Regions from separate parts of the Homo sapiens genome. Here region 1 is linked to region 2. A link is a contact called in ENCODE Hi-C or POLR2A ChIA-PET data. All regions are on one chromosome and are shown on one strand. The core of a region is the stretch at or near the end of the contact, and the rest is flanking DNA. Distances in the headings are between cores, read along the strand shown.

Region 1 (2,500 bases), core at 1-2,500, 5.4 Mb after region 2:
TATTATTTTGAGATGGGGTCTCACTCTGTCACCCAGGCTGAAATGCAGTTGCACGATCTAGGCTCACTGCAACCTCTGCCTCCCAGGCTCAAACAATCCTCCCACCTCAGCCTCCCGAGCAGCTGGGAGCACGGGTGTATACCACCACACCCAGCTAATTTTTTTTTTTTTTTTTTTTTGGTAGAGACGGGTTTCACCATGTTGCTCAGGCTGGTTTTGAACTCCTGAGCTCAAGCAATACTCCTGCCTCAAACTCCCAAAGTGTTGTGATTACAGGCGTGAGCCACCGTATCTGGCCTATGATTATTTTGTTCACAGACAGGGTCTTGCTCTGTTGCCTAAGCTGGAATGCAGTGCAGTGGCATGATCATAGCTCACTGCAGCCTTGAACTCCTGAGCTCAAGTGATCCTCTGCCTCAGCCTCCCAAGTAGCTAGGACTCTTAACTCTATCCTACCCAAATTTTTATCTTATACTCCACCAACTCAGGGCCTCTTGCAGGAAAAGAAACCTGAGCCACTTCCATAGTATGAGGCTTCGAGTGTACTCAGAGATGAAGAATTGCCAAAATACAGCTCAAAAAGTGGCATTTTCAAAAAACAATGTAAACAACTCAAGGACATAGCTCAAAATTAAAATGTGACATTACAAGCCCATTCGAAGGTTAATTTCCTGGATCTGTGAACTAAATTAATCCATTATTAATCCACGGTACTCTAGAGGTTCTGAGGTCTGGGTTGAGGTGCAAGTTTCAAGGAATATGAGGAAAGCCATCTTTAGAAGGTGCTGGTGTATCTGGGACCTGGGGAATAAACTGCTTTGGAGATTGGTCACAATCTGAGTCGAGAGCCCTCCTGGCCCACATGGGATATGCCCTGCCCTGCCCGATGATAGCGGGACTTCATTGGGACTTAGGCAAAGACTACCTGGTCTCTGGCGCCCACGTGGCCCACGTTGCCATGGTGACGTCAGAACAGCGTGGAGACGTCACCTGACGGTTGCCGCGGTGACCTCACGGCGGTGTGACGTACCCATGGCGACGACACCACGATTCACGGCAGGTGTTCGAGTTGCCCTTCCCGCCAGCCACTCACCTGTCCCCGTCTTCCACGCCCTGAGGGCCGCGGCTCTGGAAACGGGGATACAGGAGCCTGGCGGCGCCGAAGCACCCGCGCAGGCCAAGACGGCTCCCCAGGCCAAGACGGCTCCCCAGGCCGCACACAGCCATGAGCCAGGCTGCTTGACGGGACCTGACCCCGCCAGGTTCCCGTCCAGTCCGCGGGGTGACTCCACCCACAGCTGGCCGCGCCACCGCTCAGGTTTCAATTTTTATTGGTTCGCAGTTCTCACCCCAGGGCGGGACACTCCCAGGGACTTGTTTCCCATTGGTTTAACGGAAGGAGCGGGGCGGGAAAACCCGTGTCGGCTTGGCTGCAACACCTATTGACCAATGTTCAAGCCTATTGGTAAAGGTACTCCGGGCTCGCGCGCTCTGATTGGCTGGCCTGAAGTACAACGCCTCCTCCCCTTGAGGCACGGGCGCTCTGGGTTGTGGGAGTTGGGGAGCTGCTCCGGCTTCGGCGCGGAGGGGCGGCGGCCGGGGAGGCGGCGGCGGCGGCAGGTGAGAGGCCGGGGTCGGGCGGCCGGGCGGCGCGAGGTCCTAGACCCAGGACGACGCTGAGCCAGGCGTCCAGCTTCTGTGGCTCAGTTTACCCAGCTCTGAGAGTCTTGCCCCGAGGGATCGGCGACCTCAATCTGACAGTCGTGATTTTGAGCTTGACAAGCAAGGGGATTCCCCGCTCTGAGCCTCAGTTTTTCTAAGAAATGGGGATCACGATAGTACTTAGCTCATAGTACACCTGAATCTTAGCGTAAGGTAATCTACGTAAAGCCTTAAGCGGAGGATAATTTTGCGTTATGTATAAAAGTGTAAATTGCACACACCTATAGACCCTGCAAGCTCCTTTCTAGGACTCTGTCCTGCAGAAATACTCATTTAAGTGTGCAAAACGAGGCGTACTGGGTGTTTTCTGCAGCCTTGTTTATAATTGTGACACATTGGAAACAGCCTAAATGTCCAGCAAAGAGTTCTTTCTGCTCCATGATTTCATGTAATTTCTACCTTTAATAGTAGTAGTTGTAAAAGCTGAAACGAAGAACAGAGCCAGTAATAAGTAGCTCTCAGTAATTGAATGATTAGTAGGTGCCAGACACCGCCAAGTGTTTCCCTTGCGTTAATTTAACCTTCCTAACATCCACCGAGGTAGGTACGGTTATTTTCTCTCCATATAACGTGTGGGGAAACCGAGGTTCTTAGCCATTTAAGTGAGTTAACTAAGATGACATCACTGGGGAGTGGAAGAGCTGGCATTTGAACCCAGATCTGTTGGATGTGTCCAGTTGACTCCTGCATTGCCTTTCTGGTACGTAGCAAGTGCTGGACGGTAACTACCTTTTTTGTTATTATGATGGGCTTGAACTAGGTGTTCTAAGATCTCTTC
Region 2 (6,289 bases), core at 708-3,207:
TGCTCCATTCTTTCTCAAAGGAAACAATTAAATGGGGGAGGGGTAGGATGCCAAAACAAAAACACATCCTTTCAGTGTTAATTTTAAAGGGAGAAGATATACTGATACGCATCCAAGCATGAAATCTAGCAAATAGCAGAAAAAATTGTAGCCACTGAATTGAAAGTTTTTAATGCCACTAAAAAGGTCCAGGTAGCAAAAACTGCTTGACGTTTGCTATAATATTAAAAGTAATTTATAATTTCTTTTCAAATATTAATAGTATCCTCTAACCCCAAAACTGCTCAGAAAAGTCCTTCCTTGTAACGAGAAATGTTATTTTTTAAAGAGTGTCTTTGAAAAAATAAGCCCTCAGAACACTTAAAACATGGGAGCTATATTTATGTATTTTGCTTGGAATGGGAGAGGGGGGTGTGGGCAGGGAGTCATACCACACCACACTCACTCACCCAAATAGTTGATTCAGTATATATTTAGACTCAGTACATTAAAGAAAAACACTGTCACCTCATATGGTGTATATTTTCTTAAGGGCAGGTTGATATATGTAAAAGCTCAAGGGAATGCATACATCTGTTTAATGTTTTAAGAAATGCAAATTTGTATCCAAGAAAAGCAGTAGTCCCTTCCTCCACCCTCCATTCTTTGGCATCAACAACCAGAGTTTTGCATCAATATACAGTAATCCTTAAATTAAGATACAAGAGCAATGCAGGGAAGGAATAATTTGCCTTTTAAGGAATTTTGGTTAAACTTTCAATACTTTACAAATAAACCCCCCACTGATTAGTGCCACTGATATTGATCCGTTTGCTTTCATCACTTTATGTTGCTGATTAGTTTCCATACTAAGAGAGATGAAACCACCCCAGTGATTTGTAGCACGAACCACGCAACTATGGGGTCCATGCGGGTTAGTGGGATGCCATTTTTTTAAAGGTCGCAGGCTACCTAACCTTGTTTAAATTATCCTGTTAGAGTGCTTTGGGCGAGATTACGATTTGTGGGTGCTCTGTAATTCTTTGTTCTCTAAGACTACCGTTCTTTAAGGCCCTGCATATCCTCCCGCCTCCCACCACTAATGATTAAAACCTTAGTCCAATCCGAAGGGCTTCCTTCCCACCTTCGGGGCAAGTACAGGGACCGCAAACCGCCAGATGGCTGCATTCTTTACGCGCAAACCAGGCTGCGGGGAAGCTAAAGCCATGCCTTCCTCCCCACGCAGGTGCCTGGGTGGCCCCGGCCCCACGGCCTGGTCCCGGCGACCTGTCAGCCCTGCGAGTGCCAGGAGGCCGCCCCCAGAGCGCATCCCCTGACTCGCCCGGCCGCCCCGGCCCCGCGCCCAACGCCTGCCTCCCACCCGCCGCGCGGCCCCCGGGATGTGCGGGCAGACAAAGCGCCGGGCCCCGCCACAGCCCCGCGGGCGGGAGGAGGGCGCCCCCGGGGACTCGCGCCGCCGCCGGGGCTACGGGGCCAGGGCCCGGGCCGCGTCTCCCGCCCCTCGGCCGGCTCCCCGCACAAAATGGAGCCGGCCCGGGACGCCGTCGAGAGCGGGGCCCCGACGCAGCCCCGCGGCCCCTCCTCGGCCCCGGGCCCGGAGCTCAACGGCGGCGAGGGTGAGGTGGCCTGGCCCGCGTCCCGCCGCTCCTCAGCCCGGCGCACAAAGAGCCGCGCCGCGGCCCCGCGCCCGCTCCCCGGCCCGGCCCGCTGCGGGAGCGGCCTCGCAGGCGCGGGGCCCGGCCTCGGCCCGCGCGGGAGGGCGGGAGGCTAGTGCCCCCGGCCGCGGCGGCGTTGGCGGCGGGGACGGCGCCGGGAGGAGACGGACATTTCATTCGAGCTAAAGTGGAGTCGGTTTAGGAGCGATCATTGGCCGAAGCGAGACACAAACCTCCAATGCAGCCCTGGTTGGCTCCCGTCTCCAATCGGCTGTTTGGTTGGACAGAAAATGGCTGCGAAGGAACCAGTCCCAGCGCGGAGCTCCGCTTCCAGGACTCGGCCTCCCCTCCCTCCGCCGCGGGCCGCTTCCCTCGGCGCGACACCCTCCCTCCGCGCCGCCCGCGCGCCCGCCCGCCGCGGCCCCGCCCCGCCCCGCCCCGCCCCCGGCCCCGCCCCGCCCCCGGCCCAGTCCCGCGTTCCTGTGAGGCCTCCGCGCCGCTCCGGATGCCGCTCCTCTAGGCGCGAGGTCTTCCAGGGCCCTGCCCGGGCGCGCCGTTCGGGTCTAGGCGGGCCTCCTTCCCGGTGCTGACCCGGGCCTGTGCGAAGCGGGATCTCTCGGGCGTCCCTCTCTTTGTCACCCCTTCCCCCGCCACGTGGAGGTGCCTCAGCCGCCTGAGCTCAGCCTGCCTGCGCCTGGATTTTTAAGAAGGGGAAACCAAGGACAGAAGCCGCCCCCTAGGACGACGCGCCCGAGCCACCGGGAGGGTCTGAACGGCGGGGGCCTCCTGGAGCGCCTTCAGCGCCTCGTGTTTTCTTTCCTTGGGTCCCTGTTAGCGTCGCCGCATGCACAGCGCTCCCTGTCATTTGGTCCCTGAGCTTGGGTGTTTTTCACATTTCATCTAAAGATGCAGACCCCTGCTAAGTCTAGCCAGCCTTCACCCTGAATCTTGAACTTAAGATGCTGCATTTTCCACCCACCCCCACCCCTCTAGTAGCTGCAGATTGACAAGCGGCTTTTCCCAACCAGATGACATTTTGGCTGCAAGAATCCGTGGCCCGTTCTTGCCTCTGTGCAGCCAAGCTCCTTCGCTGTCTTTCTCAAACTGCAGTCCTGAGTTCAGCTTCGCTTAGCAGTGACCATCCCAGAGGTGGGTAATCCAACACTGGATCCACTCACTGCAACCGGAGCTGGGGATGGCATGCCCTCTGCTTCCACTAACCGAGTGGCCTGCACCACATTAAACTCTCCAGCTTTGATTATGTAAAAATACAGAGATCTTTTATTTATAGAGTTCCTACTGTTTCTCAGAGTATTTAAACATTTCTGCGGCAAGTATGGAAGAAAAGACAAATGAAAGCCCCAAATTGTGACAAGAGGAGTAAGTAGCAATGCCACTGTCATCAGACAACCTGACTTGAATTCCAACTCCCCTTCTTACAGGCTTGTGATCTTGGCCAAATGTCTGCTTCTCAGGGTTGTTTGGGATAATGTATACATAGAAAGCCCTTTAAAAAAAAAAAGTTATCCCAGCACTTTGGGAGGCCGAAGCAGGCCGATCACCTGAGGTCAGGAGTTCGAGACCAGCCTGACCAACATGGCGAAACCCCGTCTCTACTAAAAATACAAAAATTAGCCGGGCGTGGTGGTGGGCGCCTGTAATCCCAACTACTCAGGAGGCTGAGGCAGGAGAATCGCTTGAACCCGGGAGGCAGAGGTTGCAGTGAGCCGAGATCACACCATTGCACTCCAGCCTAGGCGACAGAGCAAGACTCCATCTCAAAAAAAAAAAAAAAAAAAGTTATCCTAAGATCTTTATATAGCATGAATTTCTTCAATCTCCATCAAACATTTAAAAGGTGTTATTTGCTTAGAAAAAAAAAAGGAAAAATTGGCCTGAGTTTAATTTCTCCCTTTCTCTATGCTTACCCATAAAGTGGAGATTAAGGAGTGAAATGATGTGTTCAAAGGTTCAAAGGCAGGAAATATAAAGTAATAGAATTGGGAGAAGGGGCTGGGCATGGTGGCTCACGCCTGTAATCCCAGCACTTTGGGAAGCCAAGGCAGGCCGATCACCTGAGGTCAGGAATTCGAGACCAGCCTGACCAACATGGAGAAACCCCGTCTGTACTAAAAAATACAAAATTAGCCGGGCGTGGTGGCGCATGCCTGTAATCCCAGCTACTCGAGAGGCTGAGACAGGAGAATCACTTGAACCCAGGAGGCGGAGGTTGCGGTGAGCTGAGATCGCGCCATTGCACTCCAGCCTGGGCGACAAGAATGAAACTCTGTCTCAAAAAAGGAAAAAAAAAAAAAAAAAAGAATTGGGAGAAAGATGACTAATCCTTCTCCCAATTCTGGATGGTGAACCAAAAGATGCGAAGATGACTACTTTTCTGAGTTAATAGTTTATCATTTCAGTACTGTGGATCTAAACTATGTGCTTAATTCAAATTCCACTAAAAGGTAATATCAGCTCCTACATTCTGCAGGCATTGTACTAGGAGCCCAAGGGCTACAAAGGTGAATGAATCACTCTCCTTACCCTGAGGAGCCAGAACTCTAGGAGAAATGGAACCCGGTCCACATCCCCTCTGCAGTTGGATCCTAGGTCATCCTGCCTTAACAACCAACCTGTGTTCTCTGTTTCTTCTGTATCTATTTCAGGAAGCCCCCAATAAATGTTAACCACTTTTCTGATGACTTGGTGAAAGAGGAAGGCCAAGATCATAATTTAGTCTTGGAAAAAACACTGCAGCTAACCTAGTCTTTGCATTCAAAGTCAGAGACAGGTAATTGAGTGTCTTTATTTCGAGTCTGTACACCACAGCTGCCAGTTAGTTCATATCGCCATTTCTCTAGGCGTCATAATTAAGCAAACAATGAAACAGAATCCCTGGCCCCATGAAGACTTCACAGTTTTTACTTCATCACTTCAATGAGGTCTCGTAAAATTCCCATGAGGACAGGGTCTAGTAGAATATTGTCTCCACTTCCACCTTCCTGATTCTTCTCTTGCTCCACTCTTCTCAATCCATTCTATGCACTGAGGCCTAGAAGGATCTGGCTTCAGCTTCCCTCTCCCACCCGGCTTGTGGCTCTTCCTCAACCCTGACCTCACCACCTTCTAGACCCACTGGCCTATGCATTGCTCCTCACACACGCACCAGCCTTAAGATCCTCACTGGCTTCTTTTCATCACTGAGGTCTTGCCCCTTCAATGAGGGACTTCCCTGATCCCTTCTTCTTAAGTAGCCCCGCCCAGTTACTCTCTATCCTGTCATCCAGCTATATTATTCTATGTAAAAGTAAATATGATATTTGCTCCAATACCCTTAGCCTAACTGGATTATCTTGTTTATTTGTTGGCTATAAGTACATATATCTAAAATGGAAACAGGCCAGGCTCAGTGGCTTATGCCTGTAATCCAAGCATTTTGGGAGGCTGAGGAGGGTGGACTGCTTGAGCTCAGGAGTTTGAGACCCGCCTGGCCAACATGGTGAAACCCTGTCTCTACAAAAAGTACAAAAATTATCTGGGCATGGTGCTGCATGCTGGTAGTCCCAGCTACTCAGGAGGCTGAGATGGGAGAATCACTTGAACCCGGGAAGTGGACGCTGCAGTGAGCTGAGATTGCATCACTGCACTCCAGCCTGAGTGACAGAGCAAGACTCTGTCTCAAAAAAAAAAAAGGGAGAAAACACTTCTCATTGCCCATACTACTACCACCATGGTTCAAGTCACATCTCCTGAAAGGATTTGGATGTTCTAGCCAAATCTCATGTTGAAATGTAATCCCCGGTGTTGGAGGTGTGGCCTGGTGGGAGATAATTGGATCATGGGGGTAGCTTTCTCATGAATGGTTGAGCATCATCCCCTGGATGCTGTCCTCGAGATACTGAGTGAGTTCTCTTGGGATGTGGTGGTTTAAAAGTGTGTAGCACCTCCCCCTCTCCCTCTTGCTCCTGATTTTGCCTTGTGAAGTTCCTGCTCCCATTCTGCCTTCCACCATGATTGGAAGCTTCCTGAGGCCTCCCCAGAAGCAGATGCCAGCCTTATGGTTCCTATACAGCCTGGAGAACCGTGAGCCAATTAAACCTCTTTTTGTATAAATTACATAGTCTCAGGTATTTCTTTACAGGAATGCAACAACAACCTAATACATCTCTCATCAGGGTGACTGCAGTGACTTGTCTCCCCTCTTCCACTCTGGTACACAGCAGCCAAGATTTCAGATCCTCTGAAAATATAAGTCAAATCCTGTCACTCCACTGCTCAAAAATCCCCTATTAACTCCTCATTTCTCTCAAAGTAAAAGACAAAGACTTTCCAGTGGCCTTGTAAGACAGAGTGGCAAGTTCCTTCATTCCAAATTGAGCAACAAAAAGATACTGATTGTTCTTTGGTCATAGTGACAAGAAACAACCAGAATCTGTTTTAATCAATCAATAACAATCTCCTGATCAGTGACTTGCTTCTGAAAATTAGCCAATCAGCAACAGCCACACTCTAGTAATCCTTCTTCCACATCTAAAGTTCAACTCATCTCTAAACAGTCCAGCTTCTAAGAGTTCCCCAACCTCCGAACCCCATGCTTCCCAAAACACTGTATAAGATTCACAGATTCCTTTGTT

Evidence for each region. A loop is a pair of places that touch in the nucleus more often than their neighbours do. ChIA-PET counts read pairs that join two places held with the same protein, here RNA polymerase II (POLR2A). Pooled maps may share reads with other maps.
Region 1: a pooled map shows a loop between it and region 2 (14-fold over the local background). The contact joins the promoter of MMAB here to the promoter of NFYB in region 2. A Hi-C loop is called at or near these places in 4 of 50 pooled maps. POLR2A ChIA-PET finds 5 or more read pairs at or near these places in 2 of 52 experiments (A673 and activated CD8-positive, alpha-beta memory T cell).

The regions. Positions count from the first base shown.
Region 1 is chr12:109,572,254-109,574,753 of GRCh38, forward strand. It overlaps MMAB (metabolism of cobalamin associated B), which reads right to left and starts at 1,251. Exons shown (of 9, transcript NM_052845.4): 1 at 1,094-1,251. The coding sequence starts at 1,227. MVK (mevalonate kinase) reads left to right here and starts at 1,541. Exons shown (of 11, transcript NM_000431.4): 1 at 1,541-1,620. RefSeq lists enhancers at 641-1,142, 1,143-1,642 and silencers at 1,402-1,531, 1,552-1,781.
Region 2 is chr12:104,136,253-104,142,541 of GRCh38, forward strand. It overlaps NFYB (nuclear transcription factor Y subunit beta), which reads right to left and starts at 1,958. Exons shown (of 8, transcript NM_006166.4): 1 at 1,889-1,958. It overlaps LOC105369947 (a long non-coding RNA gene), which reads left to right and starts at 3,979. Exons shown (of 3, transcript XR_945286.2): 1 at 3,979-4,446. RefSeq lists enhancers at 517-1,110, 1,111-1,702, 2,526-2,695 and silencers at 1,322-1,451, 1,512-1,591, 1,692-1,791, 1,842-2,141.